4 separate regions of the Homo sapiens genome follow, and regions 1, 2 and 4 are each linked to region 3. A link is an interaction called in ENCODE POLR2A ChIA-PET data of the cell type or tissue named here. Cell type or tissue: OCI-LY7. All regions are shown on one strand. Each heading gives the region's core, and the rest is flanking DNA. Links, peaks and the distances in the headings are about the cores only.

Region 1 (7,477 bases), core at 822-5,821, 590 kb after region 3:
GCGCCCACTATCGTGCCTGGCTAATTTTTGTATTTTTGTAGAGACAGGGTTTCACCATGTTGGCCAGGCTGGCCTTGAACTTCTGACCCCAGGTGATCTACCTGCCTCAGCCTCCCAAAGTGCCGGGATTATAGGTGTGAGCCACTGCGCCTGGCCAAATATGCTTTTTGAAAGAAGTCAAAATGCAACATTTTCCCCATAGAAAACTGAAGTAAAGAAAGATTTAAGATGCCCAGAGTTATAGTGTGATAGCCACAAAGTCAGGAACAAAATATTGCCAAGATTTGTGATCTATCTAGGTAAATGAATCACTTTAATTATAGGAGCTATTAAAGGTTTATTAAAAGTAGATTTCATTCATGTAAATATTTATAAACTAGTTTATATTTGTAAGCTTTTATATGTATATACATACATATTTGTGGTATTAGGCTGGGTGTGGTGGCTCACGCCTGTAATCCAGCACTTTAGGAGGCTGAGGCGGGTGGATCACCTGAAGTCAGGAGTTCCAGACCAGCCTGGCCAACATAGTGAAACCCCATCTCTACTAAAAATACAAAAATTTGCTGGGCGTGGTGGCGCATGCCTGTAACCCCAGCTACTTGGGAGACTGAGACAGGAGAATCACCTGAACTCAGGAGGCAGAGGTTGCAGTGAGCTGCAATCATGCCATACCACTCTAGCCTGGGCAACAAGAGCAAAATGCCATCTGAAAAAGAAAAAAAAAGGGTATTAAACATGTTGATCCTTTATAGGTTTTAATTATTCCTAGTCTGCTTACCTAGAAAGTTTGTTTAAAAATGGTAATATTATTTTGGGCCCTACACATTAAATAATATTCTTAGAAGAACAACACCTTAGTAGGTAAGCAGTTATGAGTTCCTTTTCTTTTGTTGCCTTAAAAAAAACTGAACTTATATAATTCTTCTAATATGTAGATATGGAACTATGTTTGAATGAAGAAAAGCTAATGCTTTATTTAATTGCATTGCACGTTGACAGTTTTTTCCCAATTTTTTACTTGTAGTGAATTTGGTTCCAAAATCATCTTGCTTAAGCCAATTATCAAAGTGTTGCCAAAACTCTTTGAGTCTCGAGAGAAGGCTGTTCGAGATGAAGCCAAACTAATTGCTGTGGAGATTTACAGATGGATTCGGGATGCTCTGAGACCCCCATTACAAAATATAAACTCTGTTCAGGTGAGACAAAAAGTTTTCTGGTTGCTTTCGCACAAGGTTAATATGAAAATATTTTCTTCCTATCGTTGTTGATATTCTGTCCTTAAAAATAATTATTTTACATTCTTAATTTTGAAATCAGCTTTTCTGAGCATAGCTAACTTTCTCAGCAATTCTCTTGGGTGGCAGAACTTATTATCTGTGTGAAGTACATTCTTTCTGGCTTTTTATTACAATTGGTTTTGGAGACTCTTCTGATGATGTAAATGTATCTGAATTAATGAACTAATGAGAGTGTCTTAAAAAGTGGGACTTACTGTTCTTTCTTAGTGCTTAGACATACGTCTTCCTTATAGTAAATTCAAGTTGGTTTGACTTATGCTGTAAAAGAAATAAAATTTAATTATATATTTTCTTCCGCTGGTGCAGTGGTTCACACTTATAATCCCAGCACTTTGGCAGGCCCAGGGAGACAGATCACTTGAGCCTAGGAGTTCGAGACCAGTCTGGGCAACATGGCAAACCCTATCTCTACAAATAATAAAAAAAAAATTAGCCAAGCATGGTAGCACAGCCTGTAGTCCTAGCTACTCGTGAAGCTTAGGTGGGAGGATCACCTGAACCTGGGGAGGTGGAGGCTGCAGTGAGCCAAAATTGTCCAGCCTGGGCAAAAGAGTTGAGACCCTGTCTCTCAATGAATGAATGAATGAATCTTTCTTGTTTGCCCTGGTAGAGCCACATAAATAAGAAATTAGAGGCCAGGCACGGTGGCTTATACCTGTCATCCCAGCATTTTGGGAGGCTGAAGCAGGAGGATCACCTGAGGTCAGAAGTTCAAGACCAGCCTGGCCAACATAGTGAAACCTCATCTCTATTAAAAATACAAAAATTAGCCGGATGTGGTAGTGCACACCTGTAATCCTAGCCACTCGAGAGGCTGAGGCACGGGAATTGCTTGAACCCAAGAGGTGGAGGTTGCAGTGAGCCAAGATCATACCACTGCACTTCAGCCTGGGTGACAGAGTAAGACTCTGTCTCCAATAAAAAAAAAAGAAAGAAATTGGGTCCTGATATGTCAATAAATGTAAGTATTAAGTATGTTAACTAATGGTGGAGATGCAGATATTATTTAAATATTATATGACATTTGCAGTTGAAAGAACTAGAAGAAGAATGGGTCAAACTGCCAACAAGTGCTCCTAGACCTACTCGATTTCTTCGTTCCCAACAAGAACTAGAAGCTAAATTGGAACAACAACAGTCTGCTGGTGGAGATGCTGAAGGAGGTAAGCCAATTTTAAACACCGGTTTCTGCAAAAATTAGCAAGAACTGGCACTGCCATGAGAATCTGTGTTCATTAGGCATATTTTGTAGGATTGCCTTTAATAAAATATAAGTTGCATGTAGCTTTAATAACTCTGGTCCCTTCTCTATTAAAATTTCATCAGGGTTGTGAAAGGACTGATAACTGATAAGTAAAACAATTCTAAGCATTTTTAAGGTTTGTGTTGTTTTTCTCCTTAAAGGTGGTGATGATGGTGATGAGGTGCCACAAATAGATGCTTATGAGCTTTTAGAAGCTGTAGAAATCCTTTCCAAACTTCCCAAAGACTTTTATGACAAAATTGTAAGTAATAGTTAAACTTCTTTCATTTATTTCTTGTAAAATAATTACTTGAATAGAATTAGAATACTCTGCTGAGCCCTTGCCTGATGCACCCCCTTCCATCCCATATCTTCCCTAGTAGAGTGAGTTAGTTGCTTCTTCCTCTTTGCTCCCACACTACTTTGTACATATATATATTATAGCACTTTTTTAAAACATGTCTTGCCATAAAACCAGAACATTCTTGACTTCCTTTTTCTAATTTTCTCTCTGGTTTTTAACACTAAAGAGCTCCGGATTCCTCCCCTTTCTCCGTTTCTACTGCCACTACTTTACCCCAAGGTTTCTTGACCTTAGCACTGTTGACATTTTTTGTCAGCTGTCCTGTGCATTGTATGATGTTTAGCAGCATCTTTGGCTTTTATCCACTAGATGTCAGTAATACCATCTCCCTAAGTCATGACAATCAAAAATGTCTTGAAACATTGCCGGAAGTTCCCTAGGAGACAAAATCATCCCCAGTTGAGAAACACAGTCTTATCCCAACCACCACTGTAGTAGTGGGTTGTTGGTTATGTGATTGTTCTTTTCTGGTCTTTTTAATGTTGTCAGTGTAGAAATTCCTCTCCTGTAATTGTGCTGCTGTGAGATGGGTGGGCTAGAAATGCTTTCTATTAATGTTTTCTGTTTGACATCTGCTTACTAACGTTTGCCTAGAAAATGAGAATGAAACGTCTATGGCATTGTTTGTTTATTATATTACTTTAGTTATAACATCTTATGAAAATACTTTTTATATATGAACAAAAATTTATATATATGAACAAAATGTTCTGATTGCCTCCACAGTTTTATTTTTTATTATTATTACTATTTTTTTGAGACGGAGTCTCGCTCTGTCGCCCAGGCTAGAGTGCAGTGGCGCGATCTTGGCTCACTGCAAGCTCCGCCTCCCGGGTTCATGCCATTCTCCTGCCTCAGCCTCCCGAGTAGCTGGGACTGCAGGTGCCTGCCACCACGCCCGGCTAATTTTTTGTATTTTTAGTAGAGACAGGGTTTCACCTTGTTAGTCAGGATGGTCTCGATCTCCTGACCTCATGATCTGCCCTCCTCGGCCTCCCAAAGTGCTGGGATTACAGGCGTGAGCCACTGCGCCCGGCCAGTTTTATAATTTTTTAAAAAAATTATGTATCTTTGAATTAGCAGAGTGCAATAAATAGACTTTTATTCCGCTCTCTTATTTCCTGTTACAAATGACTCATATTGTATCTTGCAGGAGGCAAAAAAATGGCAAGAGAGAAAAGAGGCCCTGGAGTCTGTAGAAGTACTAATAAAAAACCCCAAACTGGAAGCTGGCGATTATGCAGATTTAGTAAAAGCATTAAAGAAGGTAAATATGAGGACTTGCAGTACTGGTATTGTAACAGCCATCAGGCCTTTGAATTTCTCATCAGTCATCTTTTTAATTACACATACATTGCCACTTAAGGAACATTACTGATGGTATTTGAATTACAGACATACATTTTTAAAGGGTTGTTTTAAATTCCTGTTGTGGGTTAGTTTCATTTTCAATCTTTGTTTTTTGTCACTTTGACTTTAGGTATGCTATTTGATAGCTTCTGTAACTCTCTAGGAAAAGAGAGTTGCTGATCTAGAACTACATTTTCCAGTTTTATAATTCTATAGGATGAGCTATTTAAGTTAGCTGTATTTAATTGGACAAATATTAAACATGAAGATAGCAAATGATAACACACTACTTTGTATCAGTATGTAAAGAGTATACGAATATGAGGTCAGTTCTGAAACAGACAAGTACTAAGTAAGAGATAAACATTTTTAGGAAATAATCTTTTGGTATTGCAAGTTGAATGCTGCTGGTGGACATTTTGTATGTAGTAACTTTTTATGAAAACTGTAAGTATAGATCAAACACTGTGGATATGATTATAGTGCTTAAGAACAAACTCTGAAAACATCTTCATGAATATAGCAAGAATGAAAATTTTGTTTTGTTTGCTTCCTCAGTCTGAAATTACAGAGGATTACAATGGTGAGGGGAGGAAGTTGATTTTTAATTATACGCACACCTAAGTCATTACTTGTAGTAGTTATATTCTGTAAAGCCACTGCGAACACTAAATTAGTGAATATTGAATCATTGCTTCTAAGAGAAATACAGGGTTAGGATCCTGCAACCCTTTGGTCACAACATTTCCATCAATCAGTACATAACTTTGTTTTATTCTGTTTGGAGATAGCATATTTAATATATGTTGTTGATTCATTAACATTGAACTCTTGGCCGACAACACTGTAACTCTTGCCTGATTGAAGCTTTTCCTAACGCATATATTTTCTCCCTAAGGTACATCACAGCCTGTTTGCACTTAGGAATACTAGACAGCATTTCAGCACTACACTTAGGGGCCATTTTAAACAACAAGAGCACCAACAAAAAACACAAAAATGCAAAAACATGGCACTGAATAAACCATGAAAAAGACACTTGTTTATAGTGTAAAAGCTAAAGCAAGAAGGTAGAGTGTTATCTTGTCTACCTCAGCTGGGAATGTGCACAATAGACAACACAAAATGTTCACAGCTCTGAACTTGTCTGTAAATGACCAGGAAAGTACCATGAGTGTTGATTTGGGGATTATAAGCAAGTTTTAGCAAGTAGGTGAATTTGCAAATATGGATTCGTGAATGATGAGGATCAACTATATTCTAGTAGTTAACCTTCCTAGGCTTTCCTTCAGTGGGACTTGGAGGCAGAGATATGATTTGTGAAATCTTTGTTCAGTCATCAATTTTCCATCTTGAAGAGTTACACTCGTGTAAAATAAATTAAAAGAGAGTTGCCCTAGGGGAAAAAGAGTTTTACCAACCTGGAACCTGGGAGGAAAGAATGGGAAGGGGAATAGTAGAGGGCACTGAGACAAGGAAAGTCAGGTTCCAGTGGCATATGAAGAGAGCTACAGATTCTCTGTCAATTCTTCCAGCATTTGGTTATTAATTAGAAATCTTATTGCTCTGGTGCTGAATTCTCGATGTGTCAAAGAAAACCTTTTCTTTTTCCTTATCATTAATATTATGTGTTTTCTACATGTATTTTCTAAGGATATTAGCTTCTCACACAAAGACAGTTCTGTGGTTTCCATTGGCATTGTGAATGTAAATATAATCTCTTGCTGTACTATATAAAGAGAGAGCATCATGGATTTTATATTTGAGTAGACAGACAATAGATTTCTGAGAGATCTAGGGTAGCAGTAGAAACTTCTTTCCCTTTTCACGTGGTGGGGTGGAGGGAATCAGAGACCACAAACAAGTAAAAAGAAACTGAATTTTGTGGCTAAAATATTTAAAACAATGAAAAGTTAACTTCAGTTGTAAAAATTAACCTGAAACGACATTTTCTTTTCTTTTTGCCTTAAGTAGTGACAGAGACATTTTATTTTTTTTATTTTCTTTTTTGAGATGGAGTTTCGTTATTGTTGCCCAGGCTGGAGTGCAGTGGCACGATCTCGGCTCACTGCAACCTCTGCCTCCCGTGTTCAAGTGATTCTTCTGCCTCAGCCTCCCAAATAGCTGGGATTTATAGGCACTTGCCATCACACCCAGCTAATTTTTGTGTTTTTAGTAGAGACGGGGTTTCACCATGTTGGCCAGGCTAGTCTCGAACTCCTGACCTCAGGTGATCTACCCTCCTTGGCCTCCCAAAGTGCTGGGATTACAGGCATGAGCCACGGTGCCCAGCTGACATTTTATTTTTTGTATTTGATTTTAGTTATATGTACACACAAACTTTGTATTATGTTGACTTCCTAGAAACATAACAAAAGTGGGGAAATGGTGAAATGGAAAAAAGTGGGGAAATGGTGAAATGGAAAAAAGAGGATGAGATTGAAGAATAGATTACAGACCAATCCTTTTTCCCTCCTTATAATTATCTCTTCTTTGTATTGTATAAATCAAGTAATCCCATTAATTTCTCAATTTTTTTCCTTTAATGAAAGTAGTAAAAAGGCATTAACTTTAAAATTTCTTATGATATTCCTGAAATTATTTTTAAACTGTTTTGAGTTGTCACCTGATTTAGCATATTCTGTGGGCTTTCCTGTTCTCACAGATTATAGTTCTTTTTTTTCTATTATTTTTAATTGATGTATTTATTTTTGAGACAGAGTTGCGCTTTGTCACCCAGGCTGGAGTGCAGTGGCACGATCTCAGCTCACTGCAACCTCCATCTCCCGAGTTCAAGCGATTCTCCTGCCTCAGCCGCCTGAGTAGCTGGGATTACAGGCGCGTGCCACCATGCCCGGCTAATTTTTTTTTTTTTTAATTTTTAGTAGAGACAGGGTTTCATCATGTTGGTCTTGAACTCCTGTCCTCAAGTGATTTGCCTGCCTCAGCCTCTGAAAGTGCTGGGATTACAGGCGTGAGCCACTGCGCCTGGCCTATAGTTCTTTTATTTATAAGATGCCTCCCTCCCAGCTCATCGCTTCTTTGATTTTGTCATGTGCCTATGCCTATGGACATTTGATTTTTTATATATATATAATTTATTTATCTTTACATTAAGATTTGGATTTTCGAAGTGCTTTCTTATATAATCTTTAGACTTCTATGTGGTATTAATCTTTTTTCACTTGTTCTTTCTACTTTTCCCCCCTTAATTATTGC
Region 2 (7,477 bases), core at 1,642-6,641, 540 kb after region 3:
GGGACTCTGGGGTTGATGAACTCTTTTTAAACTAAGTCCATAGAAATAATAATCATAATAGCTCTCACCACTTACAGTGACAGCTTATGGTATGCTTTCCGTATGCCAGGCATGTGATAAGCCATATATATGCCACATTATATGTGTGTGCACATGCATATATACATACTCTCATGTAATTTCCTCCAGTCCTATGAGCAATTTATTATTTACATTTAACTAAAGAGAAAATGTAGGCTTACAAGTTAAGCATCTTGCCTTATGTCAGATAGCTAGGAAGTGGTCGAAATGGGATCAGAGATGCTGGCAGAGTGACAGATTTCTTCTCAGCCTCCTCCCTGCACCTCCCATTTACCTATCTGAAAAGGAGGCCCTTAGCCATCCTCAGATGGTATGGGGTCCAACACCTACAAAAGGAGCCTTTCAGCTTTCCATTCCTCACACCAGCACCGCTAGAAAGTTGTCGGTGGCCCCTGCCTAGTGTTTCTCTATTCTTCCTAGGGGAAGGACTTCATATCAGCTACGCCATTGGTGGACTCCTCAGTATTCTGCTGATTTTGGTGGTGATTGCAGCTTTGATGCTGTACAGGTAACTTCAGTCTTGCTACAGGGGCCACATGCTCATTGGTCTTCATGAGCATGTCTGGGATCTCCCGAAGCTCTGCAGTTCACTGAATCAAGCTCTGACCAGCCTTATTGCAAGGTTGGGTGCCTGGTCAGGGCAGCAGAAGGAAAGGGTGGAAACCTAAATACTTACTCTTCTCCAGTCACAGCCTAAGCATTTTCCTTATTGAATGACTGTAACAACCCTTCGGATTTTCTTTATAGACTAGGATGCTGAGTGCACAGAGGATATTACCCAAGGTCACAAAGTAAGAGGCAAATCTAAGACTGACTCTTAACATCTTTGCTTTTTCCAGTACTCCCTGCTTCAAACCACTGAAATTGGAAATGATTTTCCCCTTATACAAACACAGCCTTTTACTACAATATTGGTTTGTACATCTTTGCTCAGTAGCAATCATTCTGGAAAGGTAGAATGTGTCATTTATAATCTTTTTATGTCCCTCTTTCTTTATATTTTCCCCCAAATGCTTTAAACGTAGCTTACAGTTTGCTGCTGTTGTTCTTCATCATCATCATCGTAACAGTTACCATTAATGGATATATATCAATGTCATGACAACCTCGTAACACAGGTATTATTATTCCTCACTTTACAGATGAGGATCTGAGGCTCAGAAAGTTTATTTTTTTTAATTTTTGTCTTATTTTTTTGAGATAGAGTCTCACTCTGTTGCCCAGGCTGGAGTGCAGTGGTGCAATCTTGGCTCTCTGCAACCTCTGCCTCCTGGATTCAAGCAATTCTTGTGCCTCAGCCTCCCAAGTAGCTAGAACTACAAGCATGCACCACCATGCCCAGCTAATTTTTTTTTTTTTTTTTTTTTTTTTGTATTTTTAGTAGAGAGAGGGTTTCTTCCATGTTGGTCAGGCTGGTCTCGAACTCCTGGCCTTGTGTGATCTGCCCACCTCAGCCTCTCTAAGTGCCAAGATTACAGGTGTGAGCCACCGCACCCAGCCAGAGAGTTTAGATTATATCTATCAAGGTCCCAGCTAATAAATCACAGAGGTGGAATTGAAACAGATCTGTCTGACTCTAAAGCTCAGTGCATCAGTTCTCCATTGCTGCATAACAAATTACCCGAAAACTTAGTGACTTAAAATGACAACCATTATCTCACAGTTTCTATGGGTCAGAAATCTGGATGCAGCTTAGCTAGGTGCCTCTGCCTCAAGGTGTCTCACAGACTGCAATCCAGATATCAGCTGGGGTTACAGTCTCATCTCAAGGTTTGACCGGGGAAGGATCCCCTTCCACACTCACTCACATAGTTGTTGGTAGGATTCAGCTCCTCATAGGCTGTTGGCTGGAGGCCTTCCTCATTAGTTTCTTGCCTTGTGGGCCTCTCCATAGGACAACTTACAACATGGCAGGTTGCTTCTCCCAGAGCAAGAGCAAAAGAGAATGAGGGAGGGCAACTCAAGACCAGAACCAGTTTCTTGGTAACCTAATCTAGTAGCCATCACATTTGCATAATCTTTTCATTAGAAGTAAGTCACCAGAACAGTCCACACTCAAGGGGAGGGGATTCTTAAGGGCATGAGTACCAGGAAGTGGGAGTCACTGGGATCATCTTAGAGGCTGCCTACCAGACTCAGTTTACAGCTTTCCCAGGTATCATCCCCTTAAAGATCTCGACTAATTTCTCATCACCTTCCCTCCTAAAGACACAAAAAATCCAAGTTCACTGATCCTGGAATGGGGAACCTCACCTACAGCAACCCCTCCTACCGAACATCCACACAGGAAGTGAAGATTGAAGCAATCCCCAAACCAGCCATGTACAACCAGCTGTGCTATAAGAAAGAGGTAAAAATTGAAATTTATATTCAAGGGTCTTTTTGGCGAGGTGTGGGGAGGGATTTTACTCCAAATGCCCAAATAAGTCAGTAACGGCTGCTGAGTAATCCCATCTACCATTTTGGAAGTTATAGTGAACAGAAGAACTGAATGTAATTTGGGTTTCTGGGAAGTTCTAGAATCTCTGAGGGATTAGTTTGAGGGACCTTAGTGAGAGCCAGGTTAGAAGGCAGATCTCAGAAGATTTAGGTCTGAAAGCAGTTGCCCTGCCATGAGATATTTTTCCAAGCTTATAGGTTCTTTCCCTCCAGGAACTGTCATTCCCCTGCAAAAGGCTATGTGCTTCTGAAACAAGGGAGCTCTCCCAGACAACACCCAAAAAACCCAAGAGCTCCTGGACTCGCCCATTACTAACCTCCAGTCCAAGCTAGTAGCACCTATGGTTGGGAATGGCTTGTTTTTCACTATTCTTCCTCTTATCACAAAAATTTCTCTAGAATTCTGAAGGTTTACCTGCTTTTGCTTTTTTTTTTTTTTTTTTTTTTTGAGACAGAGTTTCGCTCTTGTTGCCCAGGCTGGAGTGCAATGGCACGATCTCAGCTCACTGCAACCTCCACCTCCCGGGTTCAAGTGATTCTCCTGCCTCAGCCTCCCGGGTAACTGGGATTACAGGCATGCGCCACCATGCCCGGCTAATTTTGTATTTTTAGTAGAGACAGGGTTTCTCCATGTTGACCAGGCTGGTCTTGAACTCCTGACCTCAGGTGATCCACCTGCCTCGGCCTCCCAAAGTGCTGGGATTACAGGCGTGAGCCACTGCGCCCAGCCTGCTTTTGTTTGTTTGTTTTTTTTTAACTTCTTTGTCACTTCAATGGAAAATTATTTGCTCAATGTGAAGGCATGAAAAATAGTCCCATTTCAATGAGCTGGTTGTGGTGGCTTGTGCCTGTAGTCCCAGCTACACAGGAGGCTGAGGTAGGAGGATCACTTGAGCTCAGGAGTTGGAGGCTGCAGTGAGCTGTGATCATGCCACTACCCTCCAGCCTGGGTGACAATGAGACCCTGTCTCAAAAAAAAAAAAAAAAAAAAAAGTCCCATTTCCACAAGGAAACTAACTATACCTGGTATTTCAGATTTTCCTAATCCAATATAAGCCTTGTTTTTTTCCTAAAATCCTGTAACTCTTCATCAGAAGTTATTCCTTATGAAGATCCTCATCAGTCTACTTCTTTGGCCTATCTAGCACAGTCAGAACCTGCTCTCACACCTGCAGGGCTCTCATGTGTAATAAACACATTTCACATAATAATCATGTGCTTTCTGGATCCATGAATTCCCGTATTTAAATAGCTTCCACTACTTCTGGTTCAAGTTGGTGTTTGAAAAAAAAAATTGAAATTAAAAATTTTTTAAAAGCTTCTACTGCAGTCAAAACAGAATGTGCAGGGATGGCTTGTAGTTCTAGGAATGGTAGACCCCTCCCCAATATCTTTGAGAGAAAGACTCTTGAAGATTCTTGGGTTCCTGGAGTATCTGATGCTCCAGAAAAGAACCACAATGAAGGCCACAGGATAGCAATGAAAATAGTGTGACCTCTTTCTTCTGTTGTGTGTTTCTTCCTCAGCAGCTCTTTCACCCCTCTGATAGTCTTTCACCTTTTCTCTTCTGATTTCCTCTTGATTTCAGGTACCTGTTGCTGTGTGTTTGTAGAGGGAGTGGTGTTTCCCAAATTGCAAGTGCCATATCCCCCACCTCTCCCTAACTTACCCAGCGTGTCTCTTAATTAAGACATTGAGTGGTCTGCATCTTATACTAATTTCATCTTGGAGGGTGTGCTGGGTGAACAGACATCTGTGTGTTTGCTTGTGTGCTATGTCCCACTCTGCATGGCTGAGGGGACTGTCACTCTCAGAGGGCAGGGACCATGTTTTATATTGTATAATCATCAAAGCACCTAGCACAGTCTTCTGCTTAACATAGGGGCTCAGTAAATATCTGTGGAATTGAATTGTTACAAAAATAGAGCCACAGCCACAGTTGCAGAACTCTTGGCAGGAATACTATCCCAGGGACAGAACCCAAGATGATCCATTTTCTTCTAGCAGTGGTGGTATGTCGGTTGGTATACCCCAGCAGCCAGGAGTGAGGCTGCTCTTTGAAGAAGCCATAAAGGGAGAGGCCCGAGCAGAACTCCAGGCTGTGCCTGGAAGAGTCCCAGGTTTTGCTTGGGAATGGTCCCAGGACTCATGGCAGCAGAGCGAGAGTAACCTCCCAAAAAAGGTTATAAGTTGCAGGACCCCACTATATTGACGTTTAGGACCCAGATAAGAAGATTTCCTTTTTTTTAGTTTTTTTTCTTTCTTTCTTTCTTTTTTTTTTTTTAATGGAATCTTGCTCTGTCACCCAGGCTGGAGTGCAGTGGCATGATCTTGGCTCACTGTAACCTCAGCCTCCGGAGTTCAAGGGATTCTCCTGCCTCAGCCTCCCAAATAGCTGGGATTACAGGCACCCGCCACCAAACCCAGCTGATTTTTGTATTTTTAGTAGAGATGGGGTTTCACCATGTTGGCCAGGCTAGTCTCGAACTCCTGAACTCAAGTGATCTGCCCGCCTGGGCCTCCCAAAGTGCTGGGATTACAGGTGTAAGCCACCACGCCCGGCCAGATAAGAGGATTTTCTAGAGTCCCCTGTCTTACCTCCCAAGTTTTCTCCTTAACAAAATTAGAAAAAAGAGATACAAACTAGCACCCGAAGTAGCTTAAAATCCTGAATAAATGTACATTTAATTGCTCTTGCCAATTGCTTTTGATGATTTATATCAGCATGATGTCCCATTAATAAACCACAGTAACAATGTAACATAGCTAACATGTTATAGTGCATCTTGTGTCAAGCTCCCTGATAACTGCATTCCATGTATCATCTCATTTAAGGTGACAGCAGTTGGTTGTGAGGTGTGGATACTGTTACTCTCCTCACACTGCAGAGTCTTAAGAGACTGAGTTTTAGAAATGTGAAATAATTTGCCTAAGGTGACAAAGCCAGTGAGTGGCTGCTGCAGGACCGGAAGCCATGGTTTTCCCTCCTCCTGTATGGTAATGGTAATAATTATCACAGCTGCCTCTCCCCTTTTAGGCTAGGCCTCATACACTTGTCTTAATCACATTTCCCCATTTGTTTGTGGGATTTTTGTGCGCTTCACTCCTACTCTTACCCCATCCACTTCCTTTTTCAGTTTACCATGGGATCCTTTGTAGAAGGCCAACTGACTGACCATATCTGCCCACTCTCCACCCTAGGGAGGGCCTGACCATAACTACACCAAGGAGAAGATCAAGATCGTAGAGGGAATCTGCCTCCTGTCTGGGGATGATGCTGAGTGGGATGACCTCAAGCAACTGCGAAGCTCACGGGGGGGCCTCCTCCGGGATCATGTATGCATGAAGACAGACACGGTGTCCATCCAGGCCAGCTCTGGCTCCCTGGATGACACAGAGACGGAGCAGCTGTTACAGGAAGAGCAGTCTGAGTGTAGCAGCGTCCATACTGCAGCCACTCCAGAAAGACGAGGCTCTCTGCCAGACACGGGCTGGAAACATGAACGCAAGCTCTCCTCAGAGAGCCAGGTCTAAATGCCCACATTCTCTTCCCTGCCTGCCTGTTCCTTCTCCTTTATGGACGTCTAGTCCTTGTGCTCGCTTACACCGCAGGCCCCGCTTCTGTGTGCTTGTCCTCCTCCTCCTCCCACCCCATAACTGTTCCTAAGCCTTCACCGGAGCTGTTTACCACGTGAGTCCATAACTACCTGTGCACAAGAAATGATGGCACATCACGAGAATTTAGACCTGGATTTTACCATGAACCTCACATCTTGTACTCCATCCTGGGCCCCCTGAAACTGCTTATTCGTGATTCCTCACCAGCGTAGAGCTCCACCTCCCCTTTCCCCAGTACCCTCAGTGCCTGCTTCTCAGTGCTGATGCAGCTGATGACCCAGGACTGCGCTCTGCCCCATCACAGCCAGCATGACTGCTTCTCTGAGAGAACTTGCCCATCAGGGGCTGGGACATGGGGGTGTGGGTAAAGACAGGGATGAAGGATAGAGGCTGAGAGAAGAAGGAAGAATCAGCCCAGCAGGTATGGGCATCTGGGAAACCTCCAGCCTCAAGTGTGTTAGTAACATGAAAAAGCTTTGGGGGGTAGTTGGATCTGGGTGTCTGGTCCATTGCTGGCAGTGGACATTATTCTTGCCCTAAGAGACACTGCCTTTTCAGCAGCAGATACTGGTGAGATGGGGGTGGCTCAGGCTGTTCTTCCTCCTCCTAGAATGTCTGGAGCTGTTTCTACATTCAGATAACTGGGTCCCCTATCACAAGGCTACTGGCTAATAGGAATTCCCTCCTGGTGCCACCACTGGCCAGTACCTTTCCTAAGTCTTTGCTCAAATTAACCAGGTTGTGAGCCAGTGGCTTGAGTGAATGTTAGGCCTTGGGGGCTGAGTCTCTGAAAAGTCTAAGAAGCTCTGCCTAGACCAAATATGGTATACCTCCTGACCCCTCTCTCCCTCATGTCCTGGGATTCTGGGGAAGAGACCTAGAAACAAGCTTTCAAAGAAAAACCAGAAGTTGTCATAAATGGTCAGAAAGAACGATCAGGTTGGAGACTTGGGAAACCCAGGGCCTAAAGAGAAGTATCCATGAGGGTCAAACTTCCTGTTGAACTTCCTATGTTCTTTCTCAAGTGCTCAGGGATCTAAGTTAGTGGACAGCAAGCCTGTGGCTACGGGGTGGTGATGTTCCTCTTCCAGCTGTCCCCTCAGCTAAGGGGCTTAGTTTCCATGTGGGATGCCATCACTTGGTTCATGCTCATTCACACAAAGGGCACGTGTCTCAGCCTGGTATCAGGGAAATTGAGACTTATTTTTGCCCTAAAACGTCTCCCTAGCTGTTCTTCGTGGGGTTTTTTTGTTTGTTTTTTTGCCTAATTTGCTTTTTCTGACCAAGCCTTGTGGCACCAGCAATCTCCAAAGTCCTGTGGTGGGAGGGCTGAATAAAT
Region 3 (7,477 bases), core at 1,531-6,530:
AAGTGGCTGAGAGGTGTCTGGGATCAGGGAGCCACAGATCTATTTCTCTGACTTCACTGCAATGCCCAGAATCTGACTTTAACCCCTTGTTCCTGTCTCTGGCCCCTGCAAGACTGGCTGGCCTGGCAATGGCCAATGCTTTGACATCCTTCCCTCCACTCTGGCAATCGAGGGCTAGAGACTTGGGCTGGGGATGGATACTTCCAGAGTGTGGTCTCTAGTGAGATATCTGGCCTTATCCTTGTCACAGGGCTTCCTCCCGTGGGGGTCAGCAGGAAGATAGCAGTCTCTTATTGAAAGGCATATGGGGCTCAGGATGGTAATCACATTACGCAGGGTCACAGCTAAAAAGAGGCACAGCAGCTCCCCCAGGGCCACAGGTTCAGCTTCTCCAAAGGAGCCCTGCCCCTCTGAAACCCCTGACCCCAATCCTTTCTCAATCCTTCTTTCCAGGGTAGCCTTAGCTCCCTCATGAGTTCCTGGGGTATTTTCTCCACTGAATCCTAAGCCCTGGCTGGGCAATGCTCCAGTGACCCCACAGGGCCTCTCCCCTCTTCCCTTGCCACCAGCAGCTCCACCATGAACAGCTGAGTCCCACTACTCTCTGTCCAGCCTCTCCACTGTGGCAAGTTCTGTCACCCCCACCCCACTCTCGGCAGGCCTGGGATGTCCTTCCCCTTTCGCCATCTCAGTCGATTGAAACCTAGCCTGTTGACAAGGCCACCTCCTCCCTGCAGCCTTCCTGACCTGTCCATTCTGAAGGCTCTGCATGTCGGTGTGTCTTTGGATCCCTTAGCCTTGTCCCCTGGATACACAGGCCTCTTTCCCTGCCAGGTGTGGGCTGCTAGAAAAAGCAAGCTTTTGCCCATACTCTGAATAAAAGTTTATCCAAATCAATTTCATGTCTCCCATTCCCCTTCTCTTGTCTCAGGTGCACAAATTGGGGTGAAATCCTTGTGCGTTCTGCACTGCCCTTTTGGTCCCTGCAAGGCTCTTGTTTAATTTTTGTGTTGATTTACATCTTTCCTTACTTGTTACCCTTCCCCTATCCCATCTCCCTGTCTCCTCCTTCAGTGAAACCTGAATTTTGTGATGATCAGTCCTTTGCTTTTTATTTTTCTTTCTTTCTTTTTTTCTTTTTGAGACAGATTCTAGCTCTGTCACCCAGGCTGCAGAGCAGTGGCGCAATCTCAGCTCACTACAACCCCTGCCTCCCAGGTTCAAGCGATTCTCCTGCCTCAGCCTCCCGAGAAGCTGGGACTATAGGCGCCCACCATGCCCAGCTAATTTTTGTGTTTTTAGTAGAAACAGGGTTTCACCATGTTGGCCAGGCTGGTCTTGAACTCCTGACCTCAAGTGATTCGCTGGTCTCGGCCTCCCAAAGTGCTGGGATTACAGGTGTGAGCCACCACGCCTGGCCTTTCTTTTTTTAAAATTAGAGATTTTAATTTTAATTTTAAAATTTTTTTAAAATTGTTGCCCAGGCTGGTCTCAAGCTTCCGGGCTCACATGGTCCTCTGGCCCCAGTCTCCCAAGAAGCTAGGACTACAGGCACACACCACCACACCTGACTCTTGCTTTTATTTTTTTGATAAAGCTTTTTCTGACATATGTATGTATACCTAGACAATATTCCATTTGAATTGGCTTTTTTAAAAAAAAAACTATTTTAAGGTTTTACATTATTTAGTGAATTTAACAATTGTTTTCCTATAGGTTCTGCATAATTATTACCAAGTTTACTTCTAGATATTTTATATTTGTGGGGATATATATATATATATATATATATATATATTTTTTTTTTTTTTTTTTTTTTTTTTTTTTTGAGACAGAGTCTCACTCCGTTGCCCATGCTGGAGTATAGCACAATCTCCGCTGACCACAACCTCGGCCTTCTGGGCTCAAATGATCCTCCCACTTCAGCCTCCCAAGTAGCTGGGACCACAGGCACAAACCACCATGCTCGGCTAATTTTTTTTTGGTATTTTTTGTAGAGATGGGGTTTTGCCATGTTGCCCAGGCTGGTCTTGAACTCCTGGCCTCCCAAAGTGCTAGGGACACAGGCTTGGGCTACCATGCCCAGCCTAGAGTCTTTTATGTGGGTAATCATACCATCTCCTAATAACAAAGGTATTAGAAACAGGGAAGGAACATTGTTATTTGTAAAGATATGGCTTGGCTTGGTTTTGAACTTCATGAGAAGGGTAAGGACAGCTGTCCTTTGGCGTCCTGGCGGGGATGGGGGGGAGTTGGTTCCAAGACCCCCTGAGGATACCAAAATCCACAGATGCTCAATCCCTGATATAAAATGGTGTGGTATTAAATATTTGCATATTTAGCCTACCACATCCTCCCATATACTTTAAATCATCTCTAGATTGCCGAAAACAATGTAAATGCTATGTTAATCGCTGTTACATGGTATTGTTTGGGGAACAATGACAAGAAAAAAAGTCTGTACATGTTTAGTACAGACACAACCATCCATTTTTTTCTCCAAATATTTTCCATCCGAGGTTGGTTGAATCCATGGATGTGGAACCCAGGGATACAGAGAGCCGCAAGTATCCATCTTCTGGGACTGACTTTTTCCACTCAATACCATGGTGCAAAGATTCCTTCATGATATTGGTGAACCTGTGGGTCACCTGCTTGCATTGCTGAATGATCTCCACCCTGTGAATGTGTCTACTGTAATTTATTTATCCATTCTCTTATCAGTGGGCCCTGGGGTTATTTCAGGATTTTTTTTGCTATTAGGGACAACGTGAATATTTTTGTCCCTGTCTCTTGGCGCACTTGTCAGAGAACTTATCTTGATTTGCTGCCTGGGGGGATGTGTGGGTGACAGCCTCTGTACCTCCACTTCGTGAGATAAGGCCAGATTGCTCTCCCTAGGGGGCTATTTGGAGCCGCATCCTGACTAGCCACATGCAGGAGGGCCTGCTGCTCCCCTCCTTGCCAGCTCTGGCTGAAGGACAGTTCCCTTCTGCCCTTCAGCCAGCTCTGGCTGAAGGACAGTTCCCTTCTGCCCTTCAGCCAGCTCTGGCTGAAGGACAGTTCCCTTCTGCCCTTCAGATGGTGTAAATAGCATCTCATTGTGGTCTGAATTTGCATCGCCCTCATCAGCAGTGAGGCTGAGCCTCCCTTAGATGGTATTTGAGCAAATTCGTTTTCTCTGCCCTAACATGCCTGCGCTGCGTGTGTGTTATCTATTTTTTTATATTGGATTGCTTGATTTTCTTTTCCTTGATTTGCAAGAGTTCCTTATGTATTTTTGAGGCTATGCCCCGCTGCACTCCGCAGGCATCTCCAGTTGTGACTTCCTTTTCACTTTCTCTGAGGTGTCTCCGCTTCTCTCTCCCCCCCCCACACCTGTCCCAGGGAGGCCACTTGGCATTGTTAGTGTGGGGGGAGGTCGTGTGCCTCTCAGAGCCCTGTTTAAACTGACTCCACTGTTCCTCTTGTCCCTGGGGCCTTAAGGAACCCCTTTCCTCTTCCTTCTCAGACCCCCTCCCATTTTTGGCGAAGACAACTTAGTTTGGGGAGCTCCTATTGGGTTGTGGGCGAGTATCCCGGGACAACTCGGGCCTCACTGCAATGGTGTCCCCCCCCCCCCGTCTCGGTTATTTATCACTTCCGGCTGCCCACCTGGGGGGGCTGGGCCCCCTCTCCGCTCGACTGGGCCGCAGCCGGGCAGCTCGGGCGCTCCCCTGGGGGCGGGCGGCGCGGGGGAGGGGCCCTAGGGGGGCGGGGCCGGGGGCCGGGCCTGCGGCGGGGGCTGGAGTTGGGGGGCGGAAGCTGCCGGAGCAGATAAGGGCCGAGGTCGGCCCTGCGGTGGGACAGTGCGGGACACCGCCTCCGCCCCCGGCCTCCCCAGAGCGCCCCCGCACCCTGGAGACCCCCTCCTGCTACCCAGGCTTGGCATCCCGGGAGGAGACCCCAGGGAGCAGTGGGGGATGAGGCTCCAGCCTGCTCACAGCCTCAGCGACGAGCGGCAGCGGGGCTTCACGCCTCAGTTATCTCAGCTGGAAAATGGGGGTAGGAGCTCGGTTTTCCCCACAGGGCTGTTGGTGATGGACCAAGTGCAGGCTTGTGAAGGTCTCTGTGGGTTGGGCGAGTTTTGAACAGAGGGTCCTCTAAGCATCGCATCGCCTCATTCATCCCCATTGTATAGATGGCAAAGTGGGGAGTTTCACCCAAAGCCCCAGAGCCAGCATGCAAAAAGCAAGTGGGAGGGGGTTGGAACGCTTTCCACCGCCCCACCCTGGGGACAGATCTAGGTTCCCAGGAGCCTGAAGCTTAAAACCATTTGGGGGGGCACTCTTTAAGGAAAAGATTACAAAGTCACAAATACAAAATTGCTGAGAGGCTGGGCGCAGTGGCTCACACCTGTAATCCCAGCACCTTGGGAAGCCAAGGTGGGCGGATCACTTGACGTCAGGAGTTCCAGACCAGCCTGGCCAACATGGTGAAACCCTGTCTCTACTAAAATACACAAATTAGCTGGACGTGATGGTGGGCGCCTGTAATCCCAGCTACTCGGGAGACTGAGGCAGGAGAATCGTTGAACCCGGGAGGCAGAGGTTGCAGTGAGCTGAGATGATCGCACCACTGCACTCCAGTCTGGGTGACAGAGCTAAACTCTGTCTCAAAACAAAAAACAAAAACAAAACAAAACAAAACAAAACAGCCGTTCGCGGTGGCTCACACCTGTAATCTCAACACTTTGGGAGGCCAAGGTGGGTGGATCACCTGAGGTCAGGAGTTCGAGACCAGCCTGGCCAACGTGGTGAAATCCTGTCTCTACTAAAAATACAAAACATAAAATAAAATAATTAGCCAGGCGTGGTGGCGCTCTCCTGTAGTCCCAGCTACTCGGGAGGCTGAGGCAGCAAAATTACTTGAACCCGGGAGGCAGAGGTTGCAGTGAGCCGAGATTGTGTCACTGCATTCCAGCCTGGGCAATAGAGTGAGACTTCATCAAAAAAAAAACCAAAAAAATAAAAAACAAAAACAAAATTGCTGAGACCCCTTCCAGGGCCTCAGAAGGAGCTGAGCCAGTGAGGAAGCTCAAATGCAGCTTTCTTAGTGTCTCAGCCCCACCATGCAGGCCCCCTGGAAGGGGTTATACCCCTCTCCCAAGAAAGTCAGACACCAACAAGCTTAGAGGGCAGGGTGGCCCAAGGCAATATGTCAGGGAGGTGCCGCTGCAGCTGGTCCCCAACCCCTTGCATGCCCAGGCAGCAGTCCCTCAGCCCAACCAAGAGCAAGGGCAGTCAGGTATTTGCAGACTGCAGCCTCAGCCAGGCAGGGCCAAGCCCTCCAGTCCCATCCAGTCATGGTTCAACTTGCCACCCAGGGCCCCAACCCTGCAAGCTAGGAAGGTACAGAAGAACTCCTAGGAGAAAAGGAAGGAGGGGCTCTCAGGTATATGTAAGTGCATGGGACTTGGAGTTAGACAGGATTGGGGTTCAAGCCCCTGCAAGGCTGTGTGACCTTGGGACATCTCTTTTCCCTGGGTTTCCTCGTATGTAAAATGGGAGTAATAATCGTACCTACTGGACAGAGCCGGTGCCTGAAGGAGGGCTGGGCCCATGGCTGTTAGAAACACATTTCCCTCCTGTGAGATCTCCAGGCCAGGAGAGGCATTTTCTCCCATTTTCATGTTGTCACTTACCCAGGGGGTGGTCTCTCCATTGCAGAGCTGAGATTTAAATGCGGAAATGTCTGGTGCAGATGCACTCAGGTCTCACCACCAGGAATGCTGCCTCTTTGGGCCTGTCTCCCAGGGAGTTAAGTCCCACTGTTACGTGTTCATGCCCAGGGCTGAGAGCCAAGGGGAGCCTGGCTCATCCCCTTTCTGGATTTTATCATCTCTCTGGTCCCATGGGCACCTGAGGCTGGAATTTTTTCAACTCTGATATCCTCCAGCCTGGACCAGGAGAAGCAGGACAACTGAGAATAGGGACAGGGTAGGGGAGCTGGGAAGAGGTGGTGGCCGTGGGCCTGGAGGCAGCAGTGAGACTCTAAAAGGCTTGAAGTCTTTTTCCAAAGAGATGCTGCTTTGCCTCAGGGTTTGCATGGGACTTCCACTGGATGGGCACACAGGAAAACTGAGTTCTCATCTCAGCATTGCCCCTTTCTTTTACTTTTTTTTTTTTTTTTTTTTTGAGACGGAGTCTTGCTTTGTCACCCTGTTACCTAGGCTGGAGTGCAATGGCATGATATCGGCTCACTGCAACCTCCGCCTCCTGGGTTCAAGCTATTCTTGTGCCTCAGCCTCCTGAGTAGCTGGGATTACAGCTGCCCGCCACCATGCCCAGCTAATTTTTGTATTTTTAGTAGAGATGGGGTTTCACCATGTTGGCCAGACTGGTCTCGAATTCCTGACCTCAGGTGATCCACTTGCCTTGGCTTCCCAATGTGCTGAGATTACAGGTGTGAGCCATTGCGCCCGGCCAGTGCTGCCCCTTTCTAGCCAGCTGAGCTTGCACCTGTCAGTCCTCCCCGAGCCTCAGTTTCCTTATCTGTGAAATGGGGATGAGAATACCTGCATCGTCAAGGATTACAAGATGCTGTGTATGTAGAGTGCCTGGTGAATACCTCTAGTTATTAAGACAGTCTCGGGGCAGCAGTGGGGATGTCATGTGAGGGGCACAGAGTGTGAGCAGAACTGGGGAGTCCTGCCAAGGTGGGAGTTGGGGCCTCTAAGGTTTCTGTCCCAGAGAGGGAGCACCTTGAGGGTGGGGCTGGGAACCTCAGCTTCAGGACTCCTCCAGGTCAGGAAGGGCCAGAGGGAGGCCAGGGAGGGGCCCTGGGGGTTCTCAGAGAAGAGTGGCGAGCTGGAGTGTTCACCCCAACTCAGGCAGGTGAGAGGGGGGCGACAGGTGGGTGGCCGCAGTGTGTTGCCGGCCAAACGATTACCCCAAGGCCCCACTCCACAGCCTCATTTGTCCCTCATTGCAAACTTCTGAGCTAGGCATTTCTCCATTTGTTTATTTACTTATTTTATTTTATTTATTTATTTATTTTGAGACAGTCTCACTCTGTCACCCAGGCTGGAGTGCAATGGCATGGTCTCGGCTCACTGCAACCTCCGCCTCCCGGGTTCAAGCTATTCTCCCGCCTCAGCCTCTCAAGTAGCTGAGACTACAGGTGCGTGCCACCACACCTGGCTAATTTTTGTATTTTTAGTAGAGATGGGGTTCCACTATGTTGGCCAGGCTGGTCTCGAACTCCTGACCTCGGGTGATCCACCTGCCTCGGCCTCCCAAAGTGCTGGGATTACAGGCGTGAGCTACCAAGCCCAGCCTTTTTTTTTTTTTTTTTTGAGACAGAATCTCACTCTGTCTCCCAGGCTGGAGTGTGCAGTGGCACAATCTTGGTTCACTGCAACCTCCGCCTCCTGGGTTCAACGATTCTTCTGCCTCAACCTCCCAAGTAGCTGAGTAGCTGGGATTACAGGCACGTG
Region 4 (7,477 bases), core at 1,229-6,228, 340 kb before region 3:
AGCTGGGATTACAGGCGCCTGCTACCATGCCCAGCTAGTTTTTGTGTTGTTAGTGGAAATGGGATTTCACCATGTTGGCCAGGCTGGTCTCAAACATCTGATCTTAGGTGATCTGCCCACCTTGGCCTCCCAAAGCAGTGGGAGTACAGGCATGTAATCCCAGCTGTGCCCAGCTATTTTCTCTGTCCTTTATAAACATATATCCTTCCAGACCATGTTCTTTATATACGTTTACAGTTAGGTATGTATGAGTGTGTTTATGTGTATATATGTAAATTTTACCATATATGAGAGCATATAGATTATTAGGCAACATACAGTTTTCACTTAACAACGTGCCTTAAAAATTATTGTTCATTGGTTAAAACTGAGTGGTGTAGATGTGCGTATTTAACTCTGCCCACTGTTGATGGACATTTAAATTGTGTCCATGTTTCACTAAAAAAAATTGCTGCATTTGTGCTATGAAAAAAAACCCTATAGAGCACTCAAATGTCCATTAGAGGTATCATAGATAAATTGTGGTGCATTCTTTATTTTTTTATTTTTTTTTGAGACGGAGTCTTACTCTGTCGCCCAGGCTGGAGTGCAGTGGATGATCTTAGCTCACTGCAACCTCCACCCTCCGAGTTCAAGCGATTCCCCGGCCTCAGCCGCCCGAGTAGCTGGGATTACAGGCGCCTGCCACTGCGCCTGACTAATTTTTGTATTTTTAGTAGAGATGGGGTTTCACCATCTTGGCCAGGCTGTTCTTGAACTCCTGACCTTGTGATCCACCCGCCTCAGCCTCCCAAAGTGCTGGGATTACAGGCGTGAGCCACTGCGACCAGCCCTGTGGTATATTCTTAGAAAGGAATACTAAGCAGCAGTGACAAAGTGAACATACCATAGTTATGTGCATCAATGTGGCTTAATCATAGAAACAATAATATTTACTTTCGGAGGGCAAAGCGGAAAGATCATTTGAGGCCAGGAGTCAAGACCAGCCTGGACAATATAGCAAGACACTGTCTCTAAAATGTTTTTTAAAAATTAGCCAGTGTGGTGGCACACGGATATAATCCCAGCTACTCAGGATGTTGAGGGAGGAAGATAGCTTGAGCCCAGGAGTTCGAGGCTGCAGTGAGCTATGATTACACCACTACAGTCCATCCTGAGTGACAGAGCAAGACCCTGCCTCAAAAGAAAAAGAAAAACAGACTGGCGCACGGTGGCTCACGCCTGTAATCCCAGCACTTTGGGAGGCCATGGTGGGTGGATCACCTGAGGTCAGGAGTTCGAGACCAGCCTGGCCAACATGGTGAGACCCCGTCTCTACCAAAACTGCAAAATAGGCTGGGCGTGGCGGCTACTTGGGAGACTGAGGTAGGAGAATCTCTTGAACTGGGGAGGTGGAGGTTGTGGTGAGCTGAGATGGCACCACTGCACTCCAGCCTGGGCAATAGAATGAGACTCCATCACACACACAAAAAAAATGTGGCTGGGTGCAGTGGCTCATGCCTGTAATCCCAGCACTTTGGGAGGCCGTGGCAGGTGGATCACGAGGTCAGGAGATCGAGACCATCTTGGCCAACATGGTGAAACCCCGTCTCTACTAAAAATACAAAATTATCTGCACCTGGTGGTGCTCGCCTGTAATCCCAGCTACTTGGGAGACTGAGGCAGGAAATCACCTGAACCCAGGAGGCGGAAGTTGGAGTGAGCCGAGTTTGTGCCACTGCACTTCAGCCTAAGCGACAGAGTGAGACTGTCTCGGGGAAAAAAAAAACAAATACATATGTATGTTGTGCTTAAAGATCTGTCCATGAGGAAGCTAAAGGAACATAATGACTGGCACCATGAGGGTAGAGGTCATATCTGGTGTGGCTGTGATGGCAGAGAAACCTGGGAAGACTCAATATTAACATGTTAATATTTTGATATTTTAATAAGCCATGTTATATTTACTTTTTTTTTGAGACGGGGTCTCACTCTGTCACCCAGGCTGGACTGCAGTGTCACGATCGTGGCTCACTGCAACTTCCACCTCCCGGGTACAAGCAGTTCTATCTCAGCCTCCCGAGTAGCTGGGATTACAGGCGCACGCCACCTTGCGCAGCTAATTTTTGTATTTTTAGTACAGACAGGGTTTTATCATGTTGGCCAGGCTAATCTCGAACTCCCGACCTCAGGTGATCCGCCCGTCTCTGCCTCCCAAAGTGCTTGGATTACAGGCGTGAGACACTGCGCCTGACCAATTTACTTGAATTTTTGTTTCTTTTAAGAGAGAGGATGTTGGCCTGGCTCACGCCTATAATCCAAGCACTTTGGGAGACCGAGACAGACGGATCACCCGAGATTGAGAGTTCGAGACCAGCCTGACCAACGTGGAGAAACCCTGTCTCTACTAAACAAACAAACAAACAAACAAAAATACATAAAACTAGCCGGGCGTGGTGGCGCATGCCTGTAATCCCAGCTACTCGGGAGGCTGAGGCAGGAGAATCGCTTGAACCTGGGAGATGGAGGTTGTGGTGAGCCAACATCGCACCATTGCACTCCAGGCTGGGCAACAAGAGCAAAACTCCCATCTCAAAAGAAAAAGGAGACAGATTTTACTCTGTCATCCAGGCCGAATATAGTTGACATAATCATAATGCAGCTTTGAATTCATGGGCTCAATTGATGCTCCTGCCTCGCTCCCCCAAAGTGCTGGAATTATAGGCTTGTGCCACCTCACTGAGCTAATTTTATTCTTTATATTATATGCATTTGTTAACCTGTTTCACAATAAATAATACTGTGGTAACATCCTGATGAATATATTTTATGTACATTCTAGTTTCACAGCAGTAAAGATTCCTAGTGGTATATTGCCAGGTCAAAGGGGTGTGTGCATTCTAATTTAATAGAGCCTGTGTACTTGCCCTCCAAAACATTCTAGTCTTTAACTCTAGCCATCCTTAAAATTGTTAAATTCTTGGACCTGCCACCAGATAGAAGACTTTTAATATATAATGGCATTAAAAATTAATAAATGGGATTAGTGGGAAGATTTTGTTTCAGACAATTTGATAATAAAGAGGGAATATTAACGATCAGGTAAAAGGAGAGCCAGGCTATTATATTATAAGGTTAAGGACTTAATAAAAAGTTTTAGGCCGGATGCAATAGCTCAGCTTTAATCCCAGCATTCTGGGAGGCTGAGGCATGGGGATTACTTGAGTTCAGGAGTTCGAGACCAAACTGGGCAACATAGTGAGACTTTGTCTCTACTAAAAAACAAAAAATGAGGCTGGAGGAGGTCAAGACTGCAATAAGCTGTGATCATACCACTATACTCCCACCTGGGCAACAGAGTAAGACCGTGCCTCAAAAAAAAAAAGCCAGGCGCCGTGCCTCACATCTGTAATCCCAGCGGTTTGGGAGGCTGAGGTGGACAAATCACTTGAGGCCAGGAGTTTGAAACCAGCCAGGCCAACATGGCAAAACCCTGTCTCTACTAAAAAAAAAAAAAAAAAAAAAAAAAAAAAAAAAAAAATTACCTGGGCATGGTGGCAAACACCTGAAGCCCCAGCTACTTGGAAGGCTGAGGCAGGAGAATTGCTTGAACCCAGGAGGTTGAGATTGCAATGAGCCGAGATAGCTCCACTGTTCTCCAGCCTGGGCGACAAAGATTCCATCTCAAAAAAAAAAGTTTAAAATATTAAAAGCTATTTAAAGTTACATTTTTACTTTTAATCCTGAAGATGAAGGATTACCCAAAGTCACGGTTTTCACATTTGAGGTATTTTTGGCTTTTTAAAAAATTATGATGATTTTTTAGACGGAGTTTTGCTCTTGTTGCCCAGACTGGACTGCAATGGTGCAATCTCGGCTCACTGCAACCTCCACCTCCCAGGTTCAAGCGATTCTCCTGCCTCGGCCCCCTGAGTAGCTGGGATTACAGGCGCCCAGCACCACACCCAGCTAATTTTTTGTATTTTTAGTAGAGGCAGGGTTTCACCGTGTTGGCCAGGCTGGTCTTGAACTGACCTCAGGTGATCCACCTTCCTCGGCCTCCCAAAGTGCTGGGATTACAGGCGTGAGGCACCATGCCCGGCCATTTTTGGCTTTTTAACTGGCAGTCATTCAGACTGTGTGAATTAGTTTGAGTATGCAGGTGTTGGAAAGCAAAGATAAAAGAGTTCATATTGTGTGCTCCGTTTTAAGTTGGTAGACCTCTTCTCTTTTGGAGATTCCCATTACCAATAGCACCAACTAAGTAGGTGGATTCAATATAGATGTCTGTAGGTCTTCACCAGTTCAGGAAGGAAGTTACCAGATGGTTTGAAAATAATGATGCATGCCGGGCGTGGTGGCTAACGCCTGTAATGCCAGCACTTTGAGAGGCCTAGCCGGGCGGATCACCAGTCAGGAGTTCGAGACTAGCCTGATTAACATGGTGAAACCCCATCTCTACTAAAAATACAAAAGTAGCCAGGCTTGGTGGCACATGCCTGTAATCCCAGTTACTTGGGAGGCTGAGGTAGGAGAATCACTTGAACCTGGGAGGTAAAGGTTGCAATGAGCTAAGATCACGCCACTGTACTCCAGCCTGGGCAACAAGAGCGAAACTCCATCTCAGAAAAAAAAAAAATTATGATGCAGCCTGGGTGCAGTGGCTTACACCTATAATCCCAGCACATTGGGAGGCTGAGGCAGGCAGATTGCGTGAGTCCAGGAGTTTGAGACCAGCCTGGGCAACATGGTGAAACCCCATCTCTACTAAAAATACAAAAACTAGCTGAACACGGTGGCACCTGCCTGTAGTCCCAGCTACTTGGGAGGCTGAGGTGGGAGGATCCGTTGAGCCTAGGAGGTTGAGGCTGCAGTGAGCCGAGATCATGCCACTGCACTCCAGCCTGGGCGACAGAATGAGACCCTGTCTCTAAAAAATAATAATGCTAATAATGTTGCTCTTTTGAGCACCTTCCCCTGCAACTTGTTAAAGAATTCTTACATACTCAGGTTTGCTGTCTAGCTATTATAAGTAATTGAAGCAGTGGTATTCTGGAAGAGAAGATTAGAAAAGATGTTAAGGAGAAGGGGAAAGCAGAAACTTAAGGGTAATTTGATAGGCTAAAGTAAATTTTACTTATAGATGTATTTTAAGAAAGTTGATTATAAAGGATTTTTATTTTATTTATTTATTTTTTGAGATGGAGTCTCACTCTGTCACCCAGGCTGGAGTACAGTGGCGCAATCTCGGCTCACTGCAACCTCCGCCTCTCGGGTTCAAGCATATCTCCTGCCTCAGTTGGGACTACAGGCACATGCCACCATGCGTGGCTAATTTTTTGTATTTTTAGTAGAGACGGTTCTACTGTGTTAGCCAAGATGGTCTCGATCTCCTGACCTCGTGATCTTTTCACCTCCAAATGCCAAAGTGGTGGGATTACAGGCATGAGCCACTGTGCCCGGCCCTGAATTGTTTTTGGGTTATATAGACAGTAGGCTGACATGTTTGAAGAGTTTTAACAAGTAAGTAAAACAGGCAAGAGAGAAAGAACTAATAATCTTTTGCAGATATCTGCTATGGGGGAAAAGGTATATAGTGTTCTATAAGTATTGGTACTTTGGTTTAATTTTACATGTTTTTTTTACAGCAATTGGTGCTGAAAATTCAGAAAAAATAGATGAGAATTCAGATAAAGAGATGGAAGTAGAAGAATCTCCAGAGAAAATAAAAGTACAGACAACACCAAAAGTAGAAGAAGAACAGGATTTGAAAGTATGTATATTACTTAATGCAACTTGACAAATTTTTATTATTATTATCATTATTTTGAGACGGAGTCTTGCTCTGTCACCCAGGCTGGAGTGCAGTGGCACGATCTCAGCTCACTGCAACCTCTGCCTGCCTCCTGGGTTCAAGCCATTCTCCTGCTTCAGCCTCCCCAGTAGCTGGGATTACAGGCACGCACCTCAACTCCCAGCTAATTTTTGTATTTTTAGTAGAAACGGGGTTTCACCATGTTGGCCAGGCCGGTCTCGAACTCCTGGCGTTCATGATTCCCCCACCTTGGCCTCCCAAAGTGCTGGGATTACAGGCGTCAGCCACTGCGCCCGGCCCGCCAAATTTTTTTTTTTTTTCTTTTTTTTTCCCAAGAGAGAGTGTTGCTCTGCCATCCAGGCTGGAGTGCCGTGGCCCGATCTTGGCTCACTGCAACCTCTGCCTCCCACGTTCAAGCACTTCTCCTGCCTCAGCCTCCCAAGTAGCTGAGATTACAGGCACCCACCACTACGCCTGGCAAGTGTTTTTTTTTTGTGAGTCGGAGTCTCGCTCTGTTTCCCAGGCTGGAGTGCAGTGGCATGATCTCGGCTCACTGCAAGCTCCGCCTCCTGGGTTCACACCATTCTCCTGCCTCAGCCTCCCGAGTAGCTGGGACTACAGGTGCCCGCCACCACGCCTGGCTAATTTTTTTATTTTTAGTAGAGATGGGGTTTCACCGTGTTAACCAGGATGGTCTCGATCTCCTGACCTCGTGATACACCTGCCTCGGCCTCCCAAAGTGCTGGGATTACAGGCATGAGCCACCGCACCGGGCCCCATTTTTTTTTAATGCCATTTATTAAACTGCTTTCTGTTAACAAGTAGTAAAAATAATCTTTACTGTTTCCAAACCTAAATTGTTTACTTGGTTAGGTGAAAAGATCATATTTAAGTCTGAAATAATTAAGGCTGACTTGATACTGAGAAATTATCTAAAATTCTAACTGCTCAATTGCTTTCTTCAAATTAAGCCTCTTGTTTGAGAAGCAGTAGCTTATAGGCTTCTCTAGTTTGGGAGAAAAGTCACAGATTTAATTCCTGTGTGAAATACTTGTCTTTACACAAAGGCAAATTTAGTTTGAATTGCATTTCTAACCTAATCTCATGGGAGAGTTAGACCAAATAAGTATTAGCTATTTAAGGGTGGTCTGTTGGAAAAACCACTTAACATATTCTTTTGACTTGAAAGAGTATCCAGTTACTAGTTAGGGAACAACCAAGTAGAAGGGACTGGAATAATTAATTTTGTTTCAGGCTTCAGCAGGTGGCTAATATAAGCAATTAATGGATAAATGGCAATTTGACAATATTGGTATTTATATCATTCAGGATCTATTTTTTCCAGCTTTGTTGAGCTGTAGTTGACTATACATATATCTTGCATGTACTATGTCATAATTTGTTATATGTATATATTATGATATGATTATCACAAACCAGGTAAAGTAACTTACATATCACGTTACCTTGGAGAGTTGTCTTGTGTTTGTATGTGGGGATGATACATCAGATCTATACTCTTAACAAATTTCAGGTATTGTTAACTGTAGTCACCATGCTGTGCTTTAGATTTCCTTTTTTTTTGGGGGGGGGGGTGTTGGGGTGATGGAGTCTTGCTCTGTCACCAGGCTGGATTGCAGTGGCACAATCTTGGCTCACTGCAACCTCCACCTCCCAGGTTCA

Evidence for each region. Peaks named below come from ENCODE experiments on the same cell type or tissue, not always from the same donor. Only the 100,000 strongest peaks of a DNase experiment are listed, where the experiment ranks them.
Region 1: POLR2A ChIA-PET joins it to region 3 with 9 read pairs; 2 of 35 experiments call an interaction of 5 or more read pairs at or near these places.
Region 2: POLR2A ChIA-PET joins it to region 3 with 6 read pairs; 2 of 35 experiments call an interaction of 5 or more read pairs at or near these places.
Region 4: POLR2A ChIA-PET joins it to region 3 with 6 read pairs; 2 of 35 experiments call an interaction of 5 or more read pairs at or near these places.

The regions. Positions count from the first base shown.
Region 1 is chr11:46,804,729-46,812,205 of GRCh38, reverse strand. CKAP5 (cytoskeleton associated protein 5) reads left to right here. Exons shown (of 44, transcript NM_001008938.4): 5 at 1,028-1,199; 6 at 2,332-2,464; 7 at 2,706-2,806; 8 at 4,062-4,175. Among named protein-coding and RNA genes, the nearest start is that of CKAP5, 38 kb to the left of the region's middle. In OCI-LY7, for the core only: CTCF peaks have their summits at 3,001 and 3,205 (motif pointing right); a DNase peak (open chromatin) is centred at 3,215.
Region 2 is chr11:46,857,560-46,865,036 of GRCh38, reverse strand. LRP4 (LDL receptor related protein 4) reads left to right here. Exons shown (of 38, transcript NM_002334.4): 36 at 502-589; 37 at 2,290-2,431; 38 at 5,722-7,477. The coding sequence ends at 6,054. The region is part of intron 2 of LRP4-AS1 (LRP4 antisense RNA 1); the gene reads right to left. Among named protein-coding and RNA genes, the nearest start is that of LRP4-AS1, 15 kb to the right of the region's middle. In OCI-LY7, for the core only: no CTCF peak of the experiment used is centred there; no DNase peak of the experiment used is centred there.
Region 3 is chr11:47,396,557-47,404,033 of GRCh38, reverse strand. All of the region lies in intron 2 of SLC39A13-AS1 (SLC39A13 antisense RNA 1), which reads left to right. MIR4487 (microRNA 4487) reads right to left here and starts at 3,064; the gene lies at 2,992-3,064. RefSeq lists an enhancer at 2,596-3,596 and a silencer at 3,646-4,005. In OCI-LY7, for the core only: CTCF peaks have their summits at 4,661 and 4,868; DNase peaks (open chromatin) are centred at 2,353, 3,153, 3,393, 3,683 and 1 weaker place; H3K4me3 peaks cover 3,450 bases; H3K27ac peaks cover 4,766 bases.
Region 4 is chr11:47,734,891-47,742,367 of GRCh38, reverse strand. FNBP4 (formin binding protein 4) reads left to right here. Exons shown (of 17, transcript NM_015308.5): 9 at 5,628-5,752. Among named protein-coding and RNA genes, the nearest start is that of AGBL2, 23 kb to the right of the region's middle. In OCI-LY7, for the core only: no CTCF peak of the experiment used is centred there; no DNase peak of the experiment used is centred there.